Regions from separate parts of the Homo sapiens genome. Here regions 1 and 2 are each linked to region 3. A link is a contact called in ENCODE Hi-C or POLR2A ChIA-PET data. All regions are on one chromosome and are shown on one strand. Each heading gives the region's core, a stretch centred on a gene start or an enhancer-like site at or near the end of the contact. The rest is flanking DNA. Distances are from core to core; before and after follow the strand shown.

Region 1 (3,547 bases), core at 558-3,057, 320 kb after region 3:
TGTCCTTCAGGAGGCAGGAGGGGGCAGTGAGGTCCCAGGCTCTCTGGCTCTGTCTCCCTCCCCCTGTTGCTGCTCTACGGTGGGGGTTCAGGGTTCAGGGATCAGGGCCAAGCTGTAGGCAGATGTGGAAGGTGTCTCGGTGGCTTCAGTGGGGGCCCCAAGCCCAGCTGGCAGGCCTGGTGACTCAACAATCTGGGATGGGGAGCACGGTACCCTCGCCTCCCCGGCAGGCAATACCCCATAGGGGACCCATTCCCGCAGCTGTCCACGGTGCCTCGCACCCCTCTGCTGCTCTCCCTCCTCAGAAACTGATGAATCGCCTGGTGCAGGAAGATGGGAGCACCACCTGCCCTGGGCGGGAGCACCACCTGCCCTGGGCGGGAGCACCACCTGCCCTGGGCGGGAGCACCACCTGCCCTGGGCGGGAGCACCACCTGCCCTGGGCGGGAGCAGCACGGGCCAACTAAGTAGAGTCTTCATCTGTGAAGTTGGAGGCCCCCTCACCACTTGCCACAGGCCTGTGTTCTGCTCACAGGCACGTGCCCTCATCTTGATGTTTGGGGATGGGGGTGGTTGGGCCCCAGGTAGGGGTGAGGGCCAGACCCAGCCTCTGTGAATGCCAGCGGGAGGGTGGGCTTGTAACATTACATAGAAAGAACAGGCGGCCTTACTGGACCTGATGTCCCGCAAGGCTGGGCTGCAGATGGAGAGCCAAGGCCCACACGGCCTCACTGTCAGGGGTGGCCTCCCCTTGCCCTCTGGAGGGGTCCTCCATTGATACCCCCTGCCTCCTTTGTGTGTGAAGGCACGGGCTTACCAGTGCCTCGGTCCCCGAAGCCCCCGGGTCCGGGAGGGGCCAGTTAAAGCATTCCTGTGGCCCTGGCAGGGTGGCCCTGACAACTAGACTCCTTGGTCCAGGCCAACAAAGGCCTTACTCCCTGGAGCCACCTCAAACCTCAGCACCCAAAGCGGCCCGTTATTTCCATGTTGCAAATGAGAGAAAACAGGCTGGGAGAAGCACCTCACGAGGTCCAGCGGGTGGGCAGCCCTCGCCTCCCCGAAGGTGGGAGCCGCCCCGGCCTCCGCGTCGGGTTCTGGGCCGCGAGAGGGGCGGGGCAGGGGCGCAGGGCTGGAGTCGGTGGCTTTGTAGGGCCCCGCAGGGCGCGGAGCCACCTGGGGAAACGGAAGTTCAGGGAGGGCGAGGCCGTGCCCCACATCCAGGCAGCGCAGGCCGCGGGCCGCTCCCCTAGCCAGGAAGAGCCGCCGTCCGCACCGGGACCGGAGAGGAAGCGGAGGTCTGAAGGGGGACAGGTCGGACGTGGCCTCAGAGAGGGAGGATGTGGGCCCCGGAGCTGAGCCAGGCGGCCGGAACCCCACGGGACCCGCGCGCACCTCCCCACCAAAGGGGCCCCGGCGTTGGGGGGCGAGGGGTCGCTGCCCTGGAGGACGTTGGGACCTGCCGCGCTGCGCTCCGAGGCGGGGAAACGGAGGGACGGCGGGGCGGAGGGGCGAAGCGAGCCTGGACTCCGGGGGAGGCGAGGCCGGGAAGACCCAGTCCCGAGGAGCAGAGGGGGCGGGCCAGCTCCGGGCCGGGGGCGCCGACGGGGCCGGTTCCGGTTGGGGGGGTCCCTGGGCCCGGCGGGGTTGCGGGACGCGCCGTCGGGGAGCTGCGGCCCGGGAGCCCGTCCGGAGGCGGCGCGGGGTCCGGGCGGGGCGCGCAGGGGCGGCGCCAGGCGGTGACGTGCGCGGGGGACGTGCCGCGCCAGCGACCCGAGCACTTAAAGTCGCCCCCGGCGCGGAGCGGACCGGCAGAGGCGGGCAGAGGCGGCGAGAGGCGGCGAGAGGCGGGCTGAGGCGGCCCAGCGGCGGCAGGTAGGCGCGGCCGCGATGCTCGCGCGCGGGCCGGGGCCCAGGAGCTCCCCCGTGCCGGGCAAGGGGGCGACCTCGGGGTCCGCGCTCTCACCCCCACCCCGCCCACTTTGTCCATCAGGTCCGGGGGCGCCCGGGGCATGGACTAGCCTTCTCGACCCCGAGCGGGCCCCACCGAGGGCTCCCGAGAGCCAGCCGCGCCCCTCCGCGCCCTCGCATACCTGGCTGCCCAGTCTCGTCTCCCCCGGTCCGGCCCGGCGCCCACCCGTCGGGCTGCCCTCAGGGGCTGGGCTCGGGCCAGGAGATGGCTGCGCCGGCGGCCAAGCCCGGTCCGGGTATAAATAGCTCGGTCCGCGGTGGCGGGGGGCGCGGGCTATATTTGGTGGGGCTGCTGCAGCCCTCCCTGTATGGGTGGCCTCCCCGAGGGAGTGGGGAGCACTTGCGCTCGGGCCGTGGCGCTTTCCCCTGTTCGCAACACCCTGAACACTCCCCGACCCACACCCGCCCTTGGGCAATGACTAACAGCCCGAGACCGTGCAGGGAAGTGGGGGACCCTCTCCAGAGCCAGGCTGGGCTCCCTGGGTTCGCCCTACCTCCACCCCTGGCCCCCAGCTCGTGGGAAAACCAGGCGCAGCCTTTGGTAGCCTCCCACTTCCTAACCCACGCCTCAGTTTCCCTATACGAAAAGTGGGTTGGTCAGGAGCCTCCCTGGGTGTTGGGCCAGTCAAGAGACAGGAGCCGCAGAGTGGAAGGGAAGCCCTTAGCTCTGGCCGGGGCCTCCAGGGGTGGCTGGAGTCGGTGAGGGACGATGGGGGGAGCCGAGGGGCGGCTGTCCTCCTCTCTGTCCCAGAGGCATGGGCTGAAAGGGTCCCTCTCCTGGTGATGGCCAGAGTCAGGCCTGCTGGGCGGGAAATGGCAGTTGGCCCACCCCAAGGCCCAGGGGCTTGTCCATGCTGAGCACAAGGGTGGGAGGTCTTGTGTCTGTTGGGGCCGGGGAGTCCAAGGTCCCAGCTTCACTGCACAGGCCTGGAAGTCAGGTGGGTGCTGGCCTGACCCTGCTGAAGGAGGGTCTATTCCGCCAGCGTGGTGTGGAGGCGGCTGGGCTCGACTCCCTCATGGAGGGAAGGAACTGAGGAGGTGCTAGGAGGCCGTGGGGGGGTGTCTGCCCCCAGAGAGGCTTTGAGTGCATGGGGGCTCTGCCGTGGCACGTGCAGCGTCTGTCCCCCAGGGCCCCATGGTGTGGACAGAGTCTGGGGTGGGCACCTGGAGGCCTGGTCTCAAGGCAGGCTTGGTAACGACCCCATGTGACCTTGGGCAGGGCCCGCCATCCAGGCCACCCAGAAAGCCATGTGGCCTGCACGATCAGGCCAGACCCCACTGACTGGAGCGGGGCACTTTACTTTGGAGGGGCAGCTACCAGAGGGCTCTATGGATCCCAGCCCAGCCGTCAGGCCGGACGGGTCCCCCCTACTGGCCTGCAGTGACCCTTATGCCAGGCTCGGCTGGCTCAGCGGTGGGTCCTGGGGTGACCTGGCCACGTGGGACAGAAGGGCCTGTGCCGCTCCCTCCAGTGAGGTGCCAAATGTGGGCCACACTCTGGGCCCCAGCGGGGGCCTTCCGGGCAGTGGCGCAGAGCCATTGGAGGTGCCCGGGCCCTGGGGCAGGGGCGGGGCGGGAG
Region 2 (3,253 bases), core at 262-2,761, 300 kb after region 3:
ATTGGATCCTGGACCACGGTAAAGTCATCCATGAGGTAGCTGCTAAGCAAGAATAAATACTGGAGACCAGATCATGGGATGATACCAACATGAACGCCAGCGTCTACATGTTGCTGAATGAACTGTGGTTCTCTAAGAGGTCAGCATTCTAGGGGCTCTGGGCAAAAGGCACACGGGAAATCTGTGCTCCTTTTGTATCCTTTTTCTAAGTTACAGATAATTTTTTTTTTTTTTGAGACCGAGTTTCGCTCTTGTCTCCCAGACTGGAGTGCAATGGCGCGATCTTGGCTCTCCGCAACCTGCGCCTCTCGGTGTGGTACCCTACTTTGTTTTAACCTGACTGACTCTCTCTTAGCTGAGAGGGCCGGACAGACACCATTTTGGTTTCTTCGCTTGCAGCCCCTTGTCCCCGTCCCTTAAGGACATAACTGGGGCAAGCTGACTCCAAGCACATCCAGGAATGCGCTTACTGATAAAATACTGATAAGAAACTGGAGCAAGCTGTACCAGCAGCTCCTGGGAACGCGCTCGGTTGATGGTACCCAAAGCCCCTGCGTTTATCACTTTGTGATAATTTAAGCCCCTGTACCTGGAACTGTTTATTTTCCTGTAACTGTTTCTGTAACCATTTATCTTTTAACTTTTTGCCTATTCTGCTTCTGTAAAAAAATCGCTTCAGCTAGCCTCCCCTCCTCTATTTAGACCAAGGTATCAAAAGAAATCTAGCCCCTTCTTCGGGGCCGAGGGAATTTGCAGCTCTAGCAGTCTGTCAGTCGCTGGCAATACAGGACTCCTGAGTAGTCTCAGAGTGTGGCGTTCTCTCTATAACTCCCTCAGTTACAACATCGGGTTCAAGCGATTCTCCTGCTTCAGCCTCCGGAGTAGCTGGGATTACAGGCGTGCACCACCACGCCCAATAATTTTTGTATTTTTAGTAGAGAGGGGGTTTCACCATGTTGGCCAGGCTGGTCTCGAACTCCGGGCCTCAAGCAATCTGCCCGCCTCTGCCTCCCAAAGTGCTGGATTACAGGCGCGAACCACCGCCTCCGGCCTTTTTTTTTCCTCTCTTTTTTTTTTTTTTTTTTTAAACTCACAGACACTGTAAGGCTGCCTGGGCGCGGAGCCGTCCTTGCCGGCGGCGGAACCCGGGGAATTCTCCCGGGGCTGCGGGGCCCTGGTCGGCAGCGCCCACCGCCCCAGGTCACCCACGGGAGACCGAGGGAACGCTCCCGCTCCACGCGGCCGCAACCCCCGCCCCGCCCCGCCGCAGCCTCCGCGAGGGGATCCCCGGTCCGGGCCTGGCCGAGCTCTGAGGGTCGACCTCGCGCTCCAGGTCCCCACCAAAGCGCTGCGTCCGACAGGACGGCAGCTGCTGGGGTTTTCTACAGGAAGAGTGGTCGGAGCGGCGCCCCCCACGCCTCCCACGCCTCCCACGCCGCCCGCCCGCACCTCACCCTAACGCCCGCCAGCAGCGCTGGCCAGGTCCCGCCGCGTTGCCACAGCGACCGGGTCAGTCGGCCGCGTCCGGCTGCGCTCGGTGCAGCGCTCGGGTCCCGCCGACAGGAAACGGGGTCCCTGGCGCTAGGTTCCGGCCCCTCCCGCCCCGCCGGGTTCCGCGCTGCGCCCGGGTCCGAGGGGCGCCCCGGCCGACCCGACCACCGCCGCAGATCGAAGGAGGGAGCCCGGCCTCCTCACCGGTCAGCGGGGCGACTCCGGACGGGGCTCCGGGCTATGGGGACGGCGGGTTCCGCCGCGCGAGGCGCCCCCACCTTCGCCGCCCCCGGCCCGGCCGAGGGTCCCCAGGCGCCCGCTTCCTGAGGCCGCCCGGCTCGCGGTCCCGAAGGGTTGACTTGAGCTTTTGCCCTGAGATGAAGGGAGCACGGGGCGGCCGAGGCTGCCCGTGGGGGTCTGTTCGGGCCGGGGGCGCCACGAAGTCCTGCCTAAGGGTCGGCTGCGGCCACCGGGGCACGAGTTCCCGGCGCTGCCCACGGGCTCGGAGACCGGCGGGGCCCAGGGGCCGTGCGCGCGGTCGCTCAGACCCTGATTAGGGAACTGGGGGAAGGAGGGGGGTCGGGACCCACCGAGGCCCGAAGTCGCCCCCACCATCCTGTGGGAACAACATCCTCAGGCACAGCCATTCCCAACCATTCACATCCTCAGAAAAAGGCACGTGTCCGTATCCATCTGCGGATGGATGAACAGAGCCCGGCCCCGGGACAGAGCAGCCTGGCTCACCCGAACCCTCAGCCCGCAATTCTGCGTGGGAGTGGAGGGGGTGTTTGGTGTCTGGGAATTCCCCTGGTGGGGCAATAAGCCAGGGGTCTGGTGTCATCCTCCACCCACATTGTTAACACTGGATCACTCCTCTCCGTGCCGTGCCTGCAGCCCAGGCACCCTGCAGCCTGTCCTCCCCGAACCATGCGTCCTGGTAGAGCTGTCTCCCTCGCCCACAGTCCTCAGTCCCGCCTCACACACCAAACCCTCTTCTGCCTCAGGTCCTTTGCGCCAGTTGCCTCTGCCTAGACTTGGTTCCCTGGATGCCCCCTCCCCACCCCATGTGTATGTCCGGCTCCCTGGACCCACCCCCCACACTGTGTGTCTAGCCCCCTGGACCCACCCCCCACTCTGTGTCTAGTCCCCTGGACTCCCCTCCCCACCCCCTGTGTCTAGCTCCCTGGACCCCCAACCTGGCCCATGTGTCCAACTCCCAGGACCCCCCCACCCTGTGTCCAGCTCCCTGGTTTCCCCCACCACCCCATGTGTTTGGCTCCCTGTCCTGCTGCCTTCTCAGTGCTTGTGCACCCCCAGCCTCATCAGACTTGTCACTCTATTAGAACAGGATGTAGGGCCTGGACTGTTGGCTCCCTGCTACCCCCACCCACAGGACAGTGCTGGGGTTGACCCGACTTTGGCTGCACATTTGACTGGCCCCTGGATCAGCTCTAGGACTAGATGTACCCAAAAGGATGCCCACATCCTTGCCTCAGCTCCTGCCTCTGCCCACCCAGAGAGCTGCCTTGCCCCCATGTCCACGATGCAGCCACCAGGCCTGGGTAAGCGTGGGTGTCCGAGACGGGCTGGGACACCCAGAAGAGGAGCCAGGACTTGCTTGGTCTGTATCCCGGCTCTGCATGCCTCAGTGTCCCTGCCTGTAAAGTGGGATCTATGGGAACCCATGTGTGGGCCGGGCACAGTGCTCACACCTGTGAACCCAGCACCTTGGGAGGCCAAAGGGAGGATCCTTTGAGCTCGG
Region 3 (3,734 bases), core at 1,208-3,707:
CTGGCACCACCTCGTCCACCCATTTGATGGCCTGCACCATCTTGTATCTCTCCTCCTGAGTGAACACCGGGGGCCCCTTGTGCTTGGCGATCTCCTCTAGGAAAAGGACAACGGGGAGACTGGGGACCCCAGCCCACCCGGCCCCTCCAGTAGGAGGCCCCTTCCCAGCACCCAGCTGTAGCCACACAAGAGGGCCGGTGGGGGCAGGCTGTCTCTCTACCCTGGCCCTTAGCCCACTAGTGCTGGCCAACTGGGTGGCTCTCTTCCCTGCGAGGGTCTCAGGCAAAGGCAGAGATTCCTTCTGACGAGCAGGTGCTCAGCCCCTGAAGGCTTGGGAGCCTCGCTGGCAGTGGTGGGGAGCAGGTGCCCCTTCTCTTTAGCTGGGACAGGAAATGCAAGATGGGAAAGGCATTAGGCCATCCTCAGCTGGGGCTGGGCTGGGTGAGCCTACAGTGCCCTCCCCTACAGCTGTGCCCTGGCAAGGTGGCCCCAGGCCTGCAGGCTTTCAGTCAACAGTCGCAACCCACAGGAGGGCTGGGGGGCCGCGGGTGGGCGAGGCCATCTGTGCTTACCATCGGTGTGCACGCCTACGATGAGGTAGTCACCCATGGCCCGTGCCTGGCGCAGCTGGTTGGAGTGGCCGTAATGCACCATGTCATAGCTGTGGAGACAGAGAGAGTGGGTGGTCCCTGTGCCAAGGGTGGGGACCAGGTGTCCCTGTGGGTTAGGGGCAGAGCTTTGCTCCTCTGAGGACTCCTTAGGAAGCGCTCTGAGAAGCTGCTGCTGGGAGCCCTGGGACTGGGATTCGGAGGATGTAGGTGCTCAGCTCTCCACCCCACTGGCTCCTGGGCCTGACGGTGGGACCCCTGTGCCAGATCTAGAAAGGGTGGCAGGGGCAGAGATGTCAAGGCCTGGCTGGGTCTAGAGGACTGGTGGGTGCAGGACAGACTGGAGCCCACTGAAAGCTGCAGGGCCACGTGTCCTATCCCCTCACCAAATATCAACTGCCCTGGGCAGTCACTTTAAAATAAGCCGATGTTAACTCTTGGGGTAGGGTTGGATCCTAGACTACCTTGAGACAAGCAAACAGTCCCTGGGGCTAACCCAAAACAAATCCAACCACAAAATAAAACCCTGGGAATCACTGGCCCTGAAAATCCTGTCTCTCCTCCCTTACGGCCTCAAGCTCAGCAGGCTTAACGCTAAGGGTGAACAGCCACTGCCTTGCCACCTGGCTCGAGAGTTTTCATTCACAAATCTAGGTCTGCTAACACGTGAACTCTCAAGCCCAAAGCTACACAGCCCTGCCACCAACTGGGCCTCGCTGCCCTGGCTTCTTCGCCACTTCTTTACAGCAGCGGCCCATCCCCTCAAGTGGACAAAGCTGTCCCTGCCTCTCCAGGGAGAGGTGTGACCCTGGCAGCCCACACAGTGCACAGAGTTGCTCCACTGCACACCACTGCTTCCTCCCAGCACCCCTGCCACAGTGCGCGGAGCCCGGCAGACATGCTGGGTAAAATCTGGCGGGCCCATGTACCCACTGGACAGGCTGGAGGGGAGGAGGGGGCAGAGGCTGGGCCAGGGGAGCACAGTCTGGAATGGGGCTGGGGCCTGGTCAGGGCAAGGTCAAAGTCCACTGACACAAAGCCACATTCCTTTTCCCAGAGGTGACTCGGACACAGAAGACAAGGCCCTGCTTGCTCTCCTGGGAAGGGCTAATCAGATAGAGGCGCTTGCTTCCTGGATTCCATCCGGCAGGCACGTGAAAGGGTCAGAGGTAGCAAATTATCAGTAACGGTCGTCTTCCTTTCACTTGTTGACAACCCGAAACTTTTCTTAAAACAATGCCCTCTGACTGGCCAGGGAAGACCGATCGCATTCTAGCCCCGCGGAGGAGGACCCGGGAGCCCGCGGGCTTCACCGCGGGTCCCGGACAGGCAGGTCGCACCCGATGCCCACCTACAGGGACGCTCGCCCGGAGGCCAGGGGAACCCCTGGACCGGAGCCGGGCAAGCTGGTTGCTGGTGGTTACGGAGAAGCAGGGAGGCCGTGGCTCCAGATCTCAGCGCGGTGGCTGCACCGGAGAGGTCGGCGTGACCGGGCGGGGCCTCCGCCAGAGGTAGACGGGGTCGCCCACGGCAGGGCGCGGAGCCTCTGCAGCCCGACCCTCCCGGCAGGCGAGCCCCGCAGCCTGCCAGCCCCGGCCCATGCCGGACGAGGACGCCACCCAGAACGCGGGCCCGGTCCCCGGGCAACGGCTGGCGCGGCGCCCCGGAAGGAAGCCGGCCCCGGCGCCCCCGCGGCCCGCCCCGGCCCCGCGCTCACCAGCCATCGCACCACACCCTCACGGCGCGCCTGCCCCCCGGGCCCGGCTGCTCTGCGCCGCCTGCAGCCCCGCGCCCGTTCCGGATCATGGCCCCGCAGCGGCGGCGCGGACAGCCTGGCAGCTCCCGGCGACTCCGAGCGCCGCCGCCCGCCCCGCCAGGCGCACGCTCAGCGGCCGTCACGCGGGCCTCACCCGCTGCGCACGGCCAATGGCGTGCGCCGCTCGGCCCGAGCCCCGCCCCCGCCTCCCCCGCCCCGCCTCCCGCCCTCCGCCCCGAGCCCCACCCCCCGAAGGCCGCGCCCCACCGCACCTCCGCGCACGGCCAATGGCGTGAGCCCCTGACAGAGTCCCGCCCCCTCCAAACGCACAGCCAATGGCGTGTGCCGCGCTTTCCGAGCCCCGCCCCCCGACCCACACCTGGCCTCTCCGCACCGCCCACACCTGGCGCTCGGCTGGCGGGGCAGTGCGGCGTGGGGACCGTCCCACCGCCGCCACCTCCGGGAACCTCCACGGGGCGCTGTCCCAACCAGGGGAGTTTTTTTTCTTATTTTTTGGCACAATAATCTACAGTTGTCCCCTGTCCAACCAAGGGAGTTTTAAGCCACGACCGAGCTGCCAGGCGGCAGACCTGAGCCCGGGGAGCCCGCGCCGACCACTCGGGGACACCGGAAGCCAGTGCAGAAACGTTTAATAGAAATAAAAAGGTCTGCATAGAGCCGAGGCTCGGAGCCACCCCTCTGCCGCACATCCAGTACAGAGAGGATTCTATAAAGTTCACACTTTTTCATTAAGTAGTAGTAGAAATACGGTGAGGCCCTGAGACTGGCCTGGTGAGCGAGGAAAGGCCGCTGGGCGCTTCCACTCTGCAGGCCGGGGCTGAAATAACCCGAGTTCCGTTCTCACAGAAAGGTGCGGCTGCCACCTCTTGACACAGAGGCCGGATGGGCAGGTGTCCTCGATGGCCAGGCCGTATCAGGGTACAACCGCAGCAGTGCAAGGGGCTTCCTCAAGGACAAATGGCTAAAAATGTCACGGTGAAAATGTCATCCCCAAAGAGTTCGTTCTCCCTAGACCCGTGGGGGCAACCCAGCCTTCACCGTGACACTGGCCATCTGCAAAGTGCCAACTGTTCTTCATCGAGCACGTGATTACGTCACTTTCTTCCTTTTTGTGCGTTTTGTGCAGCCCCTGCCAAACCAGCCCCCTAGGATGGGGGCCGAGCTAAGCGGTGCACCCCGGTCCCCAGGCGGGGCCTCCTCTCTGCTTCTGCACAGCGACTTCCGACTGTGGCTGCCTTCTTCACCAGCACGCAGGGGAGTCGCCAGTGAGAAAATGGGATCCTGCCACCTGCCAAAAAGGGAAAGCGGCATCAGGCGGGCCTGGGAGCCTCTCGCAGTCACACCTGCCC

What was found. A loop is a pair of places that touch in the nucleus more often than their neighbours do. ChIA-PET counts read pairs that join two places held with the same protein, here RNA polymerase II (POLR2A). Pooled maps may share reads with other maps.
Region 1: a loop to region 3 is called in a pooled map, with 4 times the contacts of the local background. The contact joins the promoter of SLC16A3 here to the promoter of PCYT2 in region 3. A Hi-C loop is called at or near these places in 1 of 168 maps with a recorded cell type or tissue (CD8-positive, alpha-beta T cell), 3 of 37 single-sample maps with no recorded cell type and 4 of 50 pooled maps. POLR2A ChIA-PET finds 5 or more read pairs at or near these places in 3 of 52 experiments (A673, AG04450 and Panc1).
Region 2: a loop to region 3 is called in a pooled map, with 4 times the contacts of the local background. The contact joins the promoter of CCDC57 here to the promoter of PCYT2 in region 3. A Hi-C loop is called at or near these places in 1 of 168 maps with a recorded cell type or tissue (CD8-positive, alpha-beta T cell), 4 of 37 single-sample maps with no recorded cell type and 8 of 50 pooled maps. POLR2A ChIA-PET finds 5 or more read pairs at or near these places in 3 of 52 experiments (A673, AG04450 and activated B cell).

What each region holds. Positions count from the first base shown.
Region 1 is chr17:82,227,235-82,230,781 of GRCh38, forward strand. SLC16A3 (solute carrier family 16 member 3) reads left to right here and starts at 1,808. Exons shown (of 5, transcript NM_004207.4): 1 at 1,808-1,872. RefSeq lists silencers at 864-1,093, 1,184-1,263, 1,314-1,453, 1,614-1,933, 2,054-2,213 and 1 more.
Region 2 is chr17:82,211,331-82,214,583 of GRCh38, forward strand. It overlaps CCDC57 (coiled-coil domain containing 57), which reads right to left and starts at 1,512. Exons shown (of 19, transcript NM_001394669.1): 1 at 1,455-1,512. RefSeq lists a silencer at 1,053-1,972 and an enhancer at 1,923-2,865.
Region 3 is chr17:81,908,942-81,912,675 of GRCh38, forward strand. It overlaps PCYT2 (phosphate cytidylyltransferase 2, ethanolamine), which reads right to left and starts at 2,458. Exons shown (of 13, transcript NM_002861.5): 1 at 2,326-2,458; 2 at 573-661; 3 at 1-96. The coding sequence starts at 2,414. It overlaps SIRT7 (sirtuin 7), which reads right to left. Exons shown (of 10, transcript NM_016538.3): 10 at 2,998-3,673. The coding sequence ends at 3,475. RefSeq lists silencers at 2,022-2,161, 2,322-2,611, 2,642-2,811.